Linked DNA regions of Homo sapiens: region 1 is linked to region 2. A link is a loop called in an ENCODE intact Hi-C map of the cell type or tissue named here. Cell type or tissue: Caco-2. All regions are shown on one strand.

The links. Hi-C counts contacts between places; a loop is a spot of excess contacts. Peaks named below come from ENCODE experiments on the same cell type or tissue, not always from the same donor. Only the 100,000 strongest peaks of a DNase experiment are listed, where the experiment ranks them.
Region 1: a loop joins it to region 2, with 4 times the contacts of the local background. A loop is called at or near these places in 4 of 110 quality-filtered maps.

The regions. Positions count from the first base shown.
Region 1 is chr3:122,096,511-122,104,510 of GRCh38, forward strand. It overlaps CD86 (CD86 molecule), which reads left to right. Exons shown (of 7, transcript NM_175862.5): 3 at 7,002-7,337. Among named protein-coding and RNA genes, the nearest start is that of CD86, 45 kb to the left of the region's middle. RefSeq lists an enhancer at 4,550-4,739 and a silencer at 7,782-7,851. In Caco-2, a CTCF peak has its summit at 5,244 (motif pointing right); a DNase peak (open chromatin) is centred at 4,265.
Region 2 is chr3:121,851,858-121,859,857 of GRCh38, forward strand. EAF2 (ELL associated factor 2) reads left to right here. Exons shown (of 6, transcript NM_018456.6): 3 at 2,830-2,966; 4 at 5,154-5,299. Among named protein-coding and RNA genes, the nearest start is that of EAF2, 21 kb to the left of the region's middle. In Caco-2, CTCF peaks have their summits at 3,914 and 4,182; no DNase peak of the experiment used is centred here.

The sequences.
Region 1 (8,000 bases), 240 kb after region 2:
TTAATAATGTTAAAAATAAATAAAAAAACAAAAACAAGTAAATCAATTAATGCTTACCACAGGCCAGTATTTGATCCAACACTAACTCAAATATTCATTTCTTTAATCCTCACAACAAACCTATGAGGTAGGTACCATTATTGTTCCTGCTTTTTGCAAGAGGAAACTGAGACACAGGGAAGTTAAGTAATTTGCCTATGGTAACACAGGCAGTGAGTAGTTGAGCTGAGATTGAACTCACGCTGTCCAGAATCCATGCTATTAGTTATAATAGTGTACTGCCCTATAGCTTTCTGTTTCACAGCTACATGGCATTACTTTGTATGGATGTATCATTATTTGTTAAACCATTTAACTTATTTCCAGTGTATTGTTCTTATAAACAATGAATACCTGTGTACCTCTAATTTTGTGCACATGTATCTTTTTGTAGAATGAATTCTTAAGAAATTGAGTTGCTAAGTCAATGCTTAAGCCCATAATTAATTTTCTTACATATTACCAACTGTCCTCCAAAAAGGTTGTACCAATTTAGAATTTTACCAGCAGTAAATTCAGCAGTTAGGACCCATTTTCCTAACACTCTCGCGGACACTGGGTATTACCAGTATTTTTTTTAATACGTGCCAATCAAATGGGCAAAAAGAATGGTTTCTCACTGAGGTTTAAATTGCATTTCCCTAGTTATTCTTGAGATTTTTCCTTTCCTTTCTTCAACAATTACTTATTGAGTGCTTCATATTTGTAAGGGACAATTGCAGGTACTGGAAATGTCACAGTGAGGAAAAGTGACAAAGCCCCTGCTGTCATGGAGCTTATTCTAATGGGAGATGTCAGGTGCTCAGCTGAGCTGGGAGAGAGAGAGCTGAGTTGTCAGGTGTCAGAGGAGCCAATTATAGCAGCAAAACAAAAATAAAATAGTTCAGCTTTTAATCTCTTACTACGACGGTATAATCAAGAGGCTAAAATGGGAGGAAGGGCAGACTCTGCCTGTTCCATTTCCCCACATAGAGTGAGTATACCAGTCGAGGGTCAGGTAATCAGTGCAGACTTAGGGGGTCGCCTTACCATTGAAGAAGCCCCAAATGAAAGGCTCTAGCAGTTTTATGGACCTGGGGGTGGAGGAATCCAAGGGTGGGGAGAATTCATGAGGAAAATGAGGTGAGAGGGCTAGGAGTGGAAAAGTACAAAGTACTGAGTTAGCGTGGGGAATAGTGTCTTTAGGGCTAGGAGTGGAAAAAATACTAGGTACTGAGTCAGAGTGGAAAACAGTGTCTTCAAGGCAGGGAGTGGAAAAGTGCTAGGTACTGAGTCCGAGTGGAGAAAAGTGTCTTCTCTATGATGAGGAGGCTTCAGCAGAGGTGCCTGAAGACCTCACCCCAGAGCCTCAGATAAAGAGACCTAAGAATGAGGGTGCCTGGGCTAAGATTGCAAGTATGTGAAAAAGCATGACTGGCGGGAGGCTGAGATCTTGATTGCAGCCCCCTTCAGAGACTGCCATGCACTGACTGTGCACCAAGTCTGCTGTAGAAAGGGCAACTTCCTCAGCAAGGCTTGTCAGATTAAGCCTCTTTAATTGCCTGTGGTCAGGTCTGAAAAATCACACATAGATTTTTAATCAGAACCCAGACATCTCAGGAGAGACAGACAATAACCAAACATACCGTGTCATGTCATGTCATGATAAGTACCACAATAAATATAAGTCAGCATGAGGGACAGAATGCCCAGGATGCTATCTTCAATAGAATGGTTAGAGAAATCTCCCTGGGAGGTAGCATTTAATGAAAGACCTACATGAAGTGAAGGAGAAGCTATGAGACTGTCTGGAGGAAGAACCTTCTGGACAGAGGGAACAACATGAGAAGAGGACTTGAGACAGAGTGTGTGATCTTTTGGAGGAATGTCAAGGGAGGCAGTGTGGCTGGGGAGAGTAAGCAGGGGAAAGAGGCCTGATAGGTACTGGGGACCCAATTACATGAGGTCTTGTAAGGCCAGGGGAAGGACTTTGGATGTAGTTCTCAGTGTGAGGGGAAGGGATCTGGATATATTTTTCAGTTTGGTGGAAGGCATCAGAGGCTTCTGAACAGGAGGATTATGTGATTGGAGCTGTATTTTTAAGGGATCATTTTGGCTTGAGAAACTAGACCCGGGGACAAGGACGGAGCAGGCAGATGAGTTAGGAGACAATTACATTAGTCTCCTCTACCCTTTTCTTAACATATTGGAGTTCAGCTCTGGCTGTAGTAGTTCTAGATCTCCTCAGACACACTTGTGTAGAGCCTCTGTTGGGTATTTTGGGTACACAAATGATTCATCTTGGTTATACAGATGATTTAGATGATTGTAGACAGAAGAGGGTTGTCTGGTCATTCCCAGACAGGGGAGCATTCCTTGAGATAGAGTAGAGGAAGGCTGAAGGGGAGGAAGACAGTACCTGTTGCTATCTAGATAGAGACATCCAGCAGGAAGTTGAATACAGGTATCTGAAACTCTAGTGAAAGTTATAGGCTGGCAATAAGCACCTGGGAGTTATTAGCTTTTACTTGACAGTTGAATCCGTGGGGCTAGAGGAGAAAAACCAGGAAAGTATGGAGAATAAGAAGACCAAGAACATGCACTCAAGGTTACCAAAATTAAAGAGTGATTTGAGAAAATTAACAAGGAAATCAGAGATTGGGAAAGAATAGAGCATTTCAATGAGGAGAGATGCCAACACTTGCATTTGACACAGCGGTCAAATGAGTTGAGATCTGAAAAGAGCTCAAGCCTTGGCCATGGTGTGAAGTCACCAACAACCTTTGTCAGGGAGTTTCAGTAGAGAGGTGGGGGTGGGAGGCTGGGAATAAAGGCAGCAATTGCTGCTTACTCTTTCAGGGAGTTTGACTCCAAGGGAAAGAGAAACTAAAAGCAGTAGCACAAGGTTTGTGTTTGAAGTAATGGAGGTGAACCAGGTGAATAGCCTGGAGGCCGAGTGAAGTGAGACAGGACACTGCAGATTTGGAATGTCACCAGTCCGCACAACTGAATAATTTCCTCCAGAACTGCTCAATTGCCCAGTTGTAAGAACAGATATGTAGACCAAAAGTAGAGTGTCCCCAGGGTAAATTTTATAGAGACAAAGGGGTGTGTTTATTGAAGTTGTGGAAAGGAATAATTACAAAGACATACTATTGTTGCATTGTCCAATATAATAACCACTAGCCATATGTGACTACTTAAATTTCAATTAATTAAAATTAAATAAGATTAAAAATTCATCTTCTCAGTCATACTAGCTATGTATCAATTGCTCAATAGCCACAGGGGCTGGTGGCTATCATATTGTTCAGCACAGAGACAGAGCATTTCCATTATCACTAAGAGTTCTTGTGGAAAACACTGCACTACAGGGTCTGGATAAAGCTGAGGTCTTGATTAAGTTGAACAACAGTTGTAGAAGGAGTAAGCAAGAGCAAAACCTGGATGAATAGGAGGTTGTGGACGGAGATTAGTATATTGAGATTAAGATTCTAGGGACTGAGCTGCTCCAGGTGAAAAGTTTCAGGGTTATGTCATAAGAAGGTGGGGGGCAGCTGCTGAAATAGTCTGCGGGTGTAGACCTGTGGAGTTGACAAGATCAAAGAAATTTGAGGCAAGGTTGTTAGACTCATTCATGAAGAAGTCACCCAAATTGTTAGCAAGACCTTGCATCTAATGCCAAAATCCTCATTTAGCAAGGTGGTAGTGACTTAGTAGCTACAAGCAATGAGAAAGTCAGACACCTCAAAAGGGGAAGGTGTTGCTCAAAGTCCCCACAAAGTGTGATAAAACAAACAGTAGCTGGGGCTGGAGCAAGTGGCTTCCTTTGGGTGAAGCCAGATTTCACTGAAATAATAACCTCAGGGAAACAGTCAATGAAGGGGTTAAAGATGTGGGAGAGTTTCCTTGTAGTAAGTAATGGAATGAGGCTTTCAAAGGGCCAAGTAAAACTTTGGAGGAAGTTTAGTAAAAGAAGGAATTTTTTTTAGTACAGATAAGCATAGGAACATAAAGAAGAGATAATTCTTAAACATATAAGATATGCATTTGGGGATAGCAGCCAGGGAACACTGAAGTCCCAGTGGGGTCAGAGACTTCATAAGGCTAGCAAATTACAGTTTTTGAGTGGCATTCCAACAGTAGAGTGTATTGCTCAGGAAGTCCTTAATTATCCTTTGAAACAAATTCCTTCAGCTGATTACGAAGGCATCTAGCTGGATTCTTGAGCGACTTGTTCCTGACATCATAGCAACCCATTGTAACTAGACTTCGACCATTCCTCTTACCCAAGTGCTGGGGAAGGGAGAGATTCTCAATGCTTACCCACCTATGGAATCCCAGTAAGTCCAGTTGCTAGGTGGCTTGAGGTCTGGGGTCATAAAATGGAAGGCCTGAAGTCATTTGGTGATCACAGACCTTGAGCCAAACTTTCCCCATTTAGTCAGAGAAAGGATTAGCAGCATCCCCCATGCCTGGCTCTGTGTGAGATCATGGAAGCCAGTGGTTGGTGAGGTGCTATGGAGTATAAATTGCAAAATACTTTCAGTTCCACTCAGAATGGATTTCAAAGTGATTTCCACCCCATGGGGAGGAGAGGGAGTCTGAGGAGGGATGGATGGAAAAAAAATTTTCATGTCATTTTCTGTGATCCACTCTGGAGACAGAGGCAGAGATTCTCTACAACAGCTGCTCAAACTATAGCTCTTGTTAAAATGGAGGTTCTGAATCAGTAAGTCTTGGGTGGGGCCAGAGATTCCGTGTTTCAGACCAGCCCACATGTGACGTGAATCTCATTGGTCCATACATCACACTTTCAGTTGCTAGGTGAAGAAGGGAGCACTCGATGAGTGGAAGAGAAAGCCGTTGTAATCTTTGGGAGAAGGGGCCTGGGTCAGCGGAGTTAGACTGGTCTGTGAGTGGACAGAATGGATGGGAAGGAAAGAAGATACTGTGAGGCTCTACAGAAAAAAAAAAAAAAAAAAATATATATATATATATATATATATATATGTAAATCAAGAAGACAGAAGCAGCTAAAGACGAAGTCATTTCCAGGTCCAGAAGGCACAACTGACAGCTGAGTAATAACATAACATTGACTGTTAATTGGCAGAATTTTTAACTGTGTGTTTGGTTTCTCCATCAGGTCATCTGTCCTATATTACATGACAATTTAGACTAAAACCAGTATTTCCTCAGAGACAATGCTAGAAGCTTTTACAGTAGGGGGCACTCTTGCATTACATTAAGAGCTCAGCAAAGAAGATGCAGAAGCCTCAGGTTTGCCTTGTAAGGTGATTCATAAACACACTAAATCTTCCTTAGGTCTCCCTTTCACTGTCAGGGTACGCATATAGATTTTCCTTCCTCCCTCCAATACCGGTACGCATCCTCTACAGGTGGTGCATTTTATACCTCAAGTACTTCACAGGGTCCTAGTGAGTGTAGTGAAATAGGCAGTGATTCATATTTGTGCAAACTCCCACTGATGCCTGCTGTCTGCTTCCCTAAGAGTTCAAGACCACCACCAACCCCTTGATTATGTGTTCTCACTGGGCCACTCTGTACACAGTTTAGTTTGACAAGTGCATGTCACTGTTATCTGTCCTTCTATTCCCTCTTTCAAGAGAAACCACATCAATTTAATTACTCCCCCACTTAGAACTCTTCAAATGAAGCTCCTCTCATCTCTCTCATCAACCCATCTCCTCCCTTTCCTCCTCAATGTCAACATGCCTTCACATAAATCCTGAATGATGAAATTTTATTTAGAACTTACACTAACTTCCTCTCCAAGGTGGCATCTAACTTCATATTAAGTAAGAAACAGCCTTCCCACTCTCCACCCCCGCACTTCTCACCCACCACTGCTTACTTTTTTTTTTTTTTTTTTTTTTTTTTTGCCAAGTCTCAAGTAATTCTGTAACCTAGAAAAGGTCCTACACAAACCCCGTGATCATTCACATTTAAGTAGTTGGGTGGCCCACATCCTTCCCACAAACCCCAAAGTGTCCTCAAGGACTAAAGCCTTTCTCTCAACCCTTCCAGCATGATGTCTATGGTTGTAAAATTGTCCAGGGTCAGTGCATACTGGGAGCAGCAAGTTTGTGGTGCCTGGGGTTTCCCCAATACTCCCAAAGCACATCCTCACCTGCCCATCTATGATTCATTTTCAGCATTTCACTCATGTGCCTTAAATGGTCATTGACCACCACAATCCGAAAACAGCCATCAAATTTGCCCAGTTCTCTTTCTGATCTCTGAAAGAGCTTAGAGAGGTCACTGAAAATAAAGGCCTTGGTTCACTATCGAAGTCATTTCTAAAGCATTTGACATCCTTGGAAGTGCTGGCCATGGGAGCAGCAGTCATAGGGGAAGTTCTGTAAAGGGAGCTATTTGAATTTCAAAGATGTTACTCAACGTGATTCCCCAACTAATGAAGTATAATAAAGGGGGGCTATAATTTATTACCATTATCAGCAATCTTTTCACCATAGCAGACCAAGGAATATGTGGATGGGAGGGGAGGGGAAAGCTTTTGGTGATGGTGTAGAAGTTATGGAACCTGTAACAGCTACAGTGATGAAAACTAAAATTAAGGTTATAGGAAGGTAACTGGTGGGTGAATGGGTTGTCTAACTCTACTGGTTTTTCCCTGTCTTGCAATTTAAATTCACAGAACCACAGTACTAGAAAGACCCTTGGAACATTTAGTCAACCACTTCATTAATCAGATGAGGAAACTGAGGCTCATAAAGATTGCAGTTTGTACAAGGCCACACATTTAGTCAGCGGTGAAGCAAGGACAAAGGTCCTAATCTCCAGATGCCAAGCAGATGTGCACAGTTCCAGAGCTTAATATCTTATTCTTCAGCATGATTACTGATAAGATAGTATCTGGGTATTGTATAAAGAGAAATGGAGGTTTTTTCCCCTTTCCTCTTGTTTCTCCCTCCCTAATCCTTAACCTTCTTTTTTAGGTGCTGCTCCTCTGAAGATTCAAGCTTATTTCAATGAGACTGCAGACCTGCCATGCCAATTTGCAAACTCTCAAAACCAAAGCCTGAGTGAGCTAGTAGTATTTTGGCAGGACCAGGAAAACTTGGTTCTGAATGAGGTATACTTAGGCAAAGAGAAATTTGACAGTGTTCATTCCAAGTATATGGGCCGCACAAGTTTTGATTCGGACAGTTGGACCCTGAGACTTCACAATCTTCAGATCAAGGACAAGGGCTTGTATCAATGTATCATCCATCACAAAAAGCCCACAGGAATGATTCGCATCCACCAGATGAATTCTGAACTGTCAGTGCTTGGTATGTGGTCAATGGTGTGTGTTCAGATTCTTAGCCTTCTCAGATGAGACTGCAAATGAGTTAGAAAAACACTGGAGGGGGACTTGAGGGGCCCAGGGGAAAAGGGGGGTCTATAGAGAGAAGGCAGAGGACAGCCACTTCTGGGAAGTGCATTTGAAGGGAGTGTAGAGTCTGGGAGTAGGGAACTGAAAGTCTTTTGTACTTTTTATAGTCTGCTTCTGAAGGATCAGTAAAAATCTGCTTTGGGGAAAAAATAGAGCTAATTGAACAAAGATAATATGGCTAATTACCTATAGTAAAAACCATGGATAATTTGGCCATCACAAAGTTTATATAACCATAAAGGCCTCAGATGTCTTACATTCATTTTTTCCTTGGGTCCAAGATTTTTCACCTACTAAATCTTTGCCTGGAGCTCCTAGCAAAGCGGACAGCTGACACATTTGGGTTTTCCCTTCAGCCTCCTCTAGGTTGCTTATGAGTTGTTTGCTGCCACAACCATGAGCCTGGTAGACAGAAGGGAAAAAAACCCAACAAACATAACCCACAAACTTACAAACCAGCTCCTCTGCTTCACGAGACCTTGGAAGGCCTAAATGCCACTACAGATTTTTTTAAAACTATCACACAGTAAAATTATTTTTTTTTGTTTTGATATACTGT
Region 2 (8,000 bases):
GAGGCAATGATAGTTCATATGCTTAGTAGTTGTCTGGTACTTTAGTAGTTGCCTTTCTTGGGGTATTGAATAAGGAATGGACAGAAACTGAAGCTTAAAAGTTAGGAATGGTGTTCAATTTAATGAGGGAGAAAGTTTACATTTATAAAACTTGTTCAAAATGTAGATGGCAGGTGTAGAGATTATGAAAGATTTGTTTCATTTGTTACTTATGACCAGAAATTGTCTATATTATTCATATTTAACCTTCATTGAATATTTATAAAGGTCTTGATACTTCTTCAGGTGCTGAGAGCAATTTTTTAAAAATTAATGATTAGTTCTTATTTTCAGGAGCTCAGAGAACAATAATACATTGTAATTTTTAGATGTATTCCATTCTAATTAAGAGTACAGATATCATTAAGAATATCTTGCACAAATCTCTTATCAACTGTAATTTGGAGTCCTTAGGTAACTATTTTGGGGTATCTTACTTGTTTCAGTCAACACATCTGAAAAATTTACTTACCAGCCAAGTAGACCCACTTTGTTTGGTTATAATCATGCTCCTGACTCTCCAGCTTACCAGGGCTTCAACTAAGTGCTCCACATCTAACCGTTTTAGAGCTAGCCCAGACATGTCTTCATCTACGTGTTGTGCATTCTTGATTTTCTGTAGATTACTTTAGTCTTTGGGAGAGGTAAAAAACCCACAAACAACTGTTCCTTTATTTTACATTTATAATTTTCCCTCCATACCTTCAGAAATCTCTAACCTACCCATCTTTTATGGCATTTTCAATTACCTAATTTATCTTATACTCCTCCTAGTGCTCATTTAGTAAATCTCTAATGATTAACTTTAATATGATACACCACTTAGCCTTTTTAGAGGTCATCCTTTTCTAACCTGATCTAACAGTACTATTTTATTATTTTTGTAATATTTGATAAAATTATTATGATAAATCCATTAAAATTTAATGTACTTTTATAAACTCCAAAGACAAACATACACAAATAATTGTTTAGAAATACATATATGTGGGATAAAGCAAAAGAATGACAAACGTAAAATTCCTTCAGGTTTGATGGAGCAGGGACAAAAGATAGGGGAGGAGCATGTAAGTAGATGTAGTTTATTAGTAATGATCTAGGTTTCTTTTATTGCCAACAGAATTGTATAATGAATTACATGTACCCATCACTGAGCTTTAACAATTATCAACATTTTGCTAATCTTTTTATTTTTTAATCTAATGTCTTACCATTTTTTTCCTTGGCATATTTTATAGCAAATCCCAGACAATGTGCCATTTCATCAATGCTTACTTATGTATCTCTAACTGATAAGGACATTTCTATCTAAGCACCATGCTATTATCACAAATAACATAATTGATAATACTTCGTCCATAGTCACAATTTTGTGATGATCTCAAAAACGTGTTTTTTACAGACATTTGTCTGTAAAATGTCCTAACTAGAATCCAAATAAGATTTCTACATTGTATTTGAATATTGTATTTCTTGTCTCTTTTATTCTTTAAAAGTCCCTTCCTTTCTTCTCCACCCCTTTTTTAATTTATCTTTTTTAGAGACAGGGTCTCACTGTGTTGCCCAGGTTGGAGTGCAGTGGCTATTCACGGGTGTGATTATGTCACACTGAAGCCTAGAACTCCTGGCTTCAAGCTGTCCTCCTGCTTCAGCACCCATCCTCCACAAGTAGCTGGTACTACAGTGCCTGCACCTGGCTCTCTTCTCTTTTTTATGCCATTGGTTTGTTGGAAAAACCGTACTATCTGTCCTAGAGAATATACCTACATTCTGGACTTCAAATTACTTCTATCTGGATGTATTTAACTTGTTCCTCTATTCCTTCTATTTTCTATATATTGGTAGTTATATATCTAAGGGCAGGCTGGATTACAGATTCTTTGGGGTTTGATAAGAATTAAATTCTTTGGGGTTTTTGTGTGGTTTTTGGCAAGAGTATTTTATGGATGGCGCAGTGTACTTTCATATGACATCATTAAGCACATAATGTCTGCTTATCTTACTTTTAATTATGCTAAATTTAATTAGTGGGTTTAGTGTAAGAGGTGTTCCTTAATATGCATAGGGAGGTACTGCTTTAAGAAAATGCCAGATTTTAAAAATTAAACTTATAAAGCAATAAGAAAGAAGATGAGGAGGCTGGGCACAGTGGCTTCTGCCTGTAATCACAGCACTTTGGGAGACTGAGATGGGTGGATCACTTGAGGTCAGGAGTTCGAGACCAGCCTGACCAACATGGTGAAACCCCGTCTCTACTAAAAATATAAAAATTAGCTGGGCGTGGTTGTCCATGCCTATAGTCCCAACTGCTCTGGAGGCTGAGGCAGGAGAATCACTTGAATCCAGGAGGTGGAGGTTGCAGTGAGCCGAGATCGTGCCACTGCACTCCAGCCCGGGCAACAGAGCAAGACTCTGTCTCAAAAAAAAAAAAAAAAAAAGGAGGAATAGAAAATATGATTCAAGGCTCTGTTTCCTTATCCATAAAATATATTGGTTGTGTTCGAATTGAATCTCAATTACTCATTATAGGCCAAAGAAACAAATCTTTACTGTCCCAAGGTGAGTACCTCCTGTCTTCCCTTTCCTCAATGACAGCAGCTTTGAGATTTCAGCCTATCTTCATCTGTCTTTTTTACTACACTCTTTGGATTCAGGGTAGTAAATTTAGGTAGTTTATGGGTGACTTGAAGTATAACATAGAAGGAGAAACCCAGAATCAAGATTTCAAAGGCCTTCCCAAGTGAATTCCTATGATAAATTTTAAGTAATAATAATTAACTTTTTAAACAGGGTTCAACTCCACCAGTAACTGTTTTCAAAGGTTCAAAAAAACCTTACTTAAAAGAATGCATTTTGATTATTAACCATGATACTGGAGAATGTCGGCTAGAAAAACTCAGCAGCAACATCACTGTAAAAAAAACAAGGTATGTGGTTTAATGAAATAAATTATATTATAAACATAAATTTCTAAGGAAATGTCAATAAAAAATTTATTAAGTCACATTATAATATAGGAGTTATTTCTGTGTGGTACAAAAATGTTTTAATCTTTTTCTAAGTTTAAATTTGGTGGAGATCCTAAGCAAAAAGCGTTTTACCACATTACCCTGTGATATATAAAAGCTTGTTTTGCTTCTAAATGCTTTCTATAGGTATAGGTACACTTTTTATCCTATTGTAGATACTTCTGTATAACTGGATTGAAGGAAGCCATTATACATTCTCTAAAATAATTTCATCTTCATTAGTAAAAATTTATTGAGTACCTAGGATGTGTAAGGTACTAGAAAAAGGAAAGTTTGCTCTGCAAACACCTCAAAACTTCTGCATTTTATTCAGATAAACAGACTATTCCATTTAAAAAGTCAATAGGAGAATATACCCATCTCAAATCCTTTTTGGAAATAGGTAACACATTACTTACCCTGTAATATAAGGATGTTTGCTCTAAAAGCCATGCAAATAGTATAGACAAAAATTGCTCTAGGAATTAAGAAAAAGGAGAAGTAATGGTAGATTGGAAAATTCAGGGAGGCCTTTTTGATGTACCTTAAGAGGAGGTTAGGATCATAAGAATTACCTTGGGTGCTTGTTAAAAATTAGTTCCCGAATCCAACCTTAAATCAGGGAAGGATCCTGGGAAACTCTATTTTTTAATATCCCCTCACCCCTACCATCCATGCCCTGCTGTGATTCACACCAGAAGAAAGTTTGTGCAATACCGATTTAATTGATTAGAGAGGAGATGAGAATGTAAGACAAGTTTGATATCTGATTTATTCAGGGCCAATGAGTAAGACCTACTTGAACGGAGCAGAGGTTTGTCTCTGTACCTGTGTATACGTTTTGGAAAGTAGGGGGCGATGTTGATATTGGGCTAGAGGTAAGGTTGTAATTTTGTTGGTTGAGGTTAGTGCCATCAATATTAACTAAGAAATTAGGACATTATCTTGCTGGTAGTCGTTACATATTAAAGTCTTTTTAACCAGGGATTGGCATGTTTACAGTTTTGTTTTAAAACATTAATTCAGTAGAGAAACTGAGTAAATGAAACAATGTAGGAATCAGAAAAATGTATAAACCAGGATTTTTGAGGGCAGGAATGAAGAGAAAGTGAGGTTCTAAAGACTTTTTGAAGGAAGAACTGACAGGATTTGGTGACTGGAAATGGGAGAGGCAAAAATCAAGCATACTTTTATTATACTACACTCTTCTTAAAGATATTGAAAGAAAAGTATATGAATCTCCTTTATTATCATGCCTGTCTTAAGTTATGAATGGAAACTTTAGAAGTGATTTAGTTTTAACAGAAATGATAATCTTAGAACTTACGGAATATATCGTACCTGTTATACACTTATATTTTTCCTTTTATTTTAGTCATTTGTGAATATCTTATCTGTTCAATTTAAGCAATGGCTTTTTTTTTTTTTTGGTTGTTGTTTTATTTATTTTTAAATAGAGATGGAGGGTCTCGTTATATTGCCCAGGCTGGTCTTGAACTCCTGGCCTCAAACCATCTTCCTTCCTCAGCCTCCGAAAGTGCTGGGATTATAGGCATGAGCCACTGCACCAGCCTGGATTTTTGTTTTTGTTTTATGAGACAGGGTCTCACTCTGTCACCCAGGCTGGAGTGCAGTGGCGCAATCATAGCTTACTGCAGCTTCTAACTCCTGGGCTCAAATGATCCTCCCACAGCCTCCTAAATAGCTGAGATTACAGGTGTGCATCATCATGCCCAGCTAATATTTTTATTATTTTTATACAGACAGGGTCTCGTTATGTTGACAAGGCTGGTCTTGAATTCCTGGCCTCAAGTAATCCTCCCACTTCAGCCTCCCAATATGCTGGGATTACAGGCATGAGGCGCCAAGCCTGGCACTGGTTTTGTTTTTGTTCTTGTTTGTATCCCTCAATGGACATGTGTATCACAGAAATAGAACTTGATAAATACTTGTTAAATAATGAACTAAATTAATGTTTTAATTATGGAATATTATTCTAAAGATGTTTAGGAAAAGAATAAGTGGTCAGTTTTAGTAACTTTGTAAGTTAAATTTTTGTTACATTGCTGTCATACCTGTTTCAATATTTGATATTCTTAATTGCAGAGTTGAAGGAAGCAGTAAAATTCAGTATCGTAAAGAACAACAGCAACAACAAATGTGGAATTCAGCCAGGACTCCCAATCTTGTAAAACATTCTCCATCTGAAGATAAGATGTCCCCAGCATCTCCAATAGATGATATCGAAAGAGGTAAAATCTAAGTATATGTAACATCCCTTTATAAGAGATAATTAAGAAATGTTAAGGCCAGGCATGGTGGCTCACACCTGTAATCCCAGCACTTTAGGAGGCCGAGGCAGGCGGATCATGAGGTCAGTAGTTCAACACCAGCCTGGCCAACATGGTGAAACCGCATCTCTGCTAAAAATACAAAAATTAGCTGGGCATGATGGCATGTGCCTGTGGTCCCACCTACTCGGGAGGCTGAGGTAGAAGAATCACTTGAACCCAGGAGGCAGAGGTTGCAGTGAGCTGAGATTGCGCCACTGCACTCCAGCCTGGGTGACGGTGAGACTCCATCTCAAAAAAAAAAAAAAGAAAAAAAAATGCTAAATGAATTTTTTCATTTTAATTAACAGTGGTACTAATTATAAATGTTTACCAAGAGCATAATATTTTTTGTAATTACGCATTTTTCTGGGTAATGATGTAGCTTATGATTTTTAGTTTTATGTAAGCAATATCCATATAAGAGAATTTGTATCATTTTATTTATTTTATTATACTTTAAGTTCTAGGGTACATGTACACAACGTGCAGGTTTGTTACATATGTATACATGTGGCATGTTGGTGTGCTGCACCCATTAACTCATCATTTACATTAGGTATATCTCCGAATGCTATCCCTCCCCTCTCCCCCAACCCCATGACAGGCCCCGGTGTGTGATGGACACCCTGTGTCCAAGTGTTCTCATTGTTCAATTCCCACCTATGAGTGAGAACATGTGGTGTTTGGTTTTCTGTCCTTGCAGTAGTTTGCTCAGAATGATGGTTTCCAGCTTCATCCATGTCCCTACAAAGGACGTGAACACATCCTTTTTTATGGCTGCATAGTATTCCATGGTGTATATGTGCCACATTTTCTTAATCCAGTCTATCATTGTTGGACATTTGGGTTGGTTCCAAGTCTTTGCTATTGTGAATAGTGCCACAATAAACATACGTGTGCATGTGTCTTTATAGCAGCATGATTTATAATCCTTCGGGTATATACCCAGTAATGGGATGGCTGGGTCAAATGGTATTTCTAGTTCTAGATCCTTGAGGAATCGCCACACAGTCTTCCGCAATGGTTGAACTAATTTACAGTCCCATCAACAGTGTAAAAGTGTTCCTATTTCTCCACATCTCTCTAGCACCTGTTGTTTCCTGCCTTTTTAATGATCGCCATTCTAACTGGTGTGAGATGGTATCTCATTGTGGTTTTGATTTGCATTTCTCTGATGACCAGTGATGATGAGCATTTTTTCATGTGTCTGTTGGCTGCATAAATGTCTTCTTTTGAGAAGTGTCTGTTCATATCCTTTGCCCACTTTTTGATGGAGTCGTTTGTTTTTTTCTTGTAAATTTGTGTAAGTTCTTCATAGATTCTGGATATTAGCCCTTTGTAAAATGGGTAAATTGCAAAAATTTTCTCCCATTCTGTAGGTTGCCTGTTCACTCTGATGGTAGTTTCTTTTGCTGTGCAGAAGCTCTTTAGTTCAATCATATCCCATTTGTCTATTTTGGCTTCTGTTGCCATTGCTTTTGATGTTTTAGTCATGAAGTCCTTGCCCATGCCTATGTCCTGAATGGTATTGCCTAGGTTTTCTTCTAGCGTTTTTATGGTTTTAGGTCTAACATTTAAGTCTTTAATCCATCTTGAATTAATTTTTATATAAGGTGTAAGGAAAGTATCCAGTTTCAGCTTTCTACATACGGCTAGCCAGTTTTCCCAGCACCATATATTAAACAGGGAATCCTTTCCCCGTTGCTTGTTTTTGTCAGGTTTGTCAAAGATCAGATGATTGTAGATGTGTGGTGTGATTTCTGAAGCCTCTGTTATGTTCCATTGGTCTATATATGTGTTTTGGTACCAGTACTATGGTGTTTTGATTACTGTAGCCTTGCAGTATAGTTTCAAGTCAGGTAGCGTGATGCCTCCGGCTTTGTTCTTTTGGCTTAGGATTGTCTTGGCAATGCGGGCTGTTTTTTGTGTCTGTATGACTTTAAAGTAGTTTTTTTCCAATTCTCTGAAGAAAGCCATTGATAGCTTGATGGAGATGGCATTGAATCTATAAATTACCTTGGACAGTATGGCCATTTTCACGATATTGACTCTTCCTATCCATGAGCATGGAATGTTCTTCCATTTGTTTGTGTCCTCTTTTATTTTTTTGAGCAGTGGTTTGTATTTCTGCTTGAAGAGGTCCTTCACATCCCTTGTAAGTTGGATTCCTAGGTATTTTATTCTCTTTGAAGCAATTGTGAATGGGAGTTCACTCATGATTTGGCTCTCTGTTTGTTTGTTATTGGTGTATAGGAATGCTTGTGATTTTTGCACATTGATTTTGTATCCTGAGACTTTGCTGAAGTTGCTTATCAGCTTAAGGAGATTTGGGGCTGAGACAATGGGGTTTTCTAAATATACAATCATGTCATCTGCAAACAGGGACAATTTGACTTCCTCTTTTCCCAATTGAATACCCTTTGTTTCTTTCTCCTGCCTGATTGCCCTGGCCAGAGCTCCCCAACACTATGTTGAATAGGAGTGGTGAAAGAGGGCATCCCTGTCTTGTGCCAGTTTTCAAAGGGAATGCTTCCAGTTTTTGCCCATTCAGTATGATATTGGCTGTGGGTTTGTCATAAATAGCTCTTATTATTTTGAGATACGTTCCATCAATACCTAG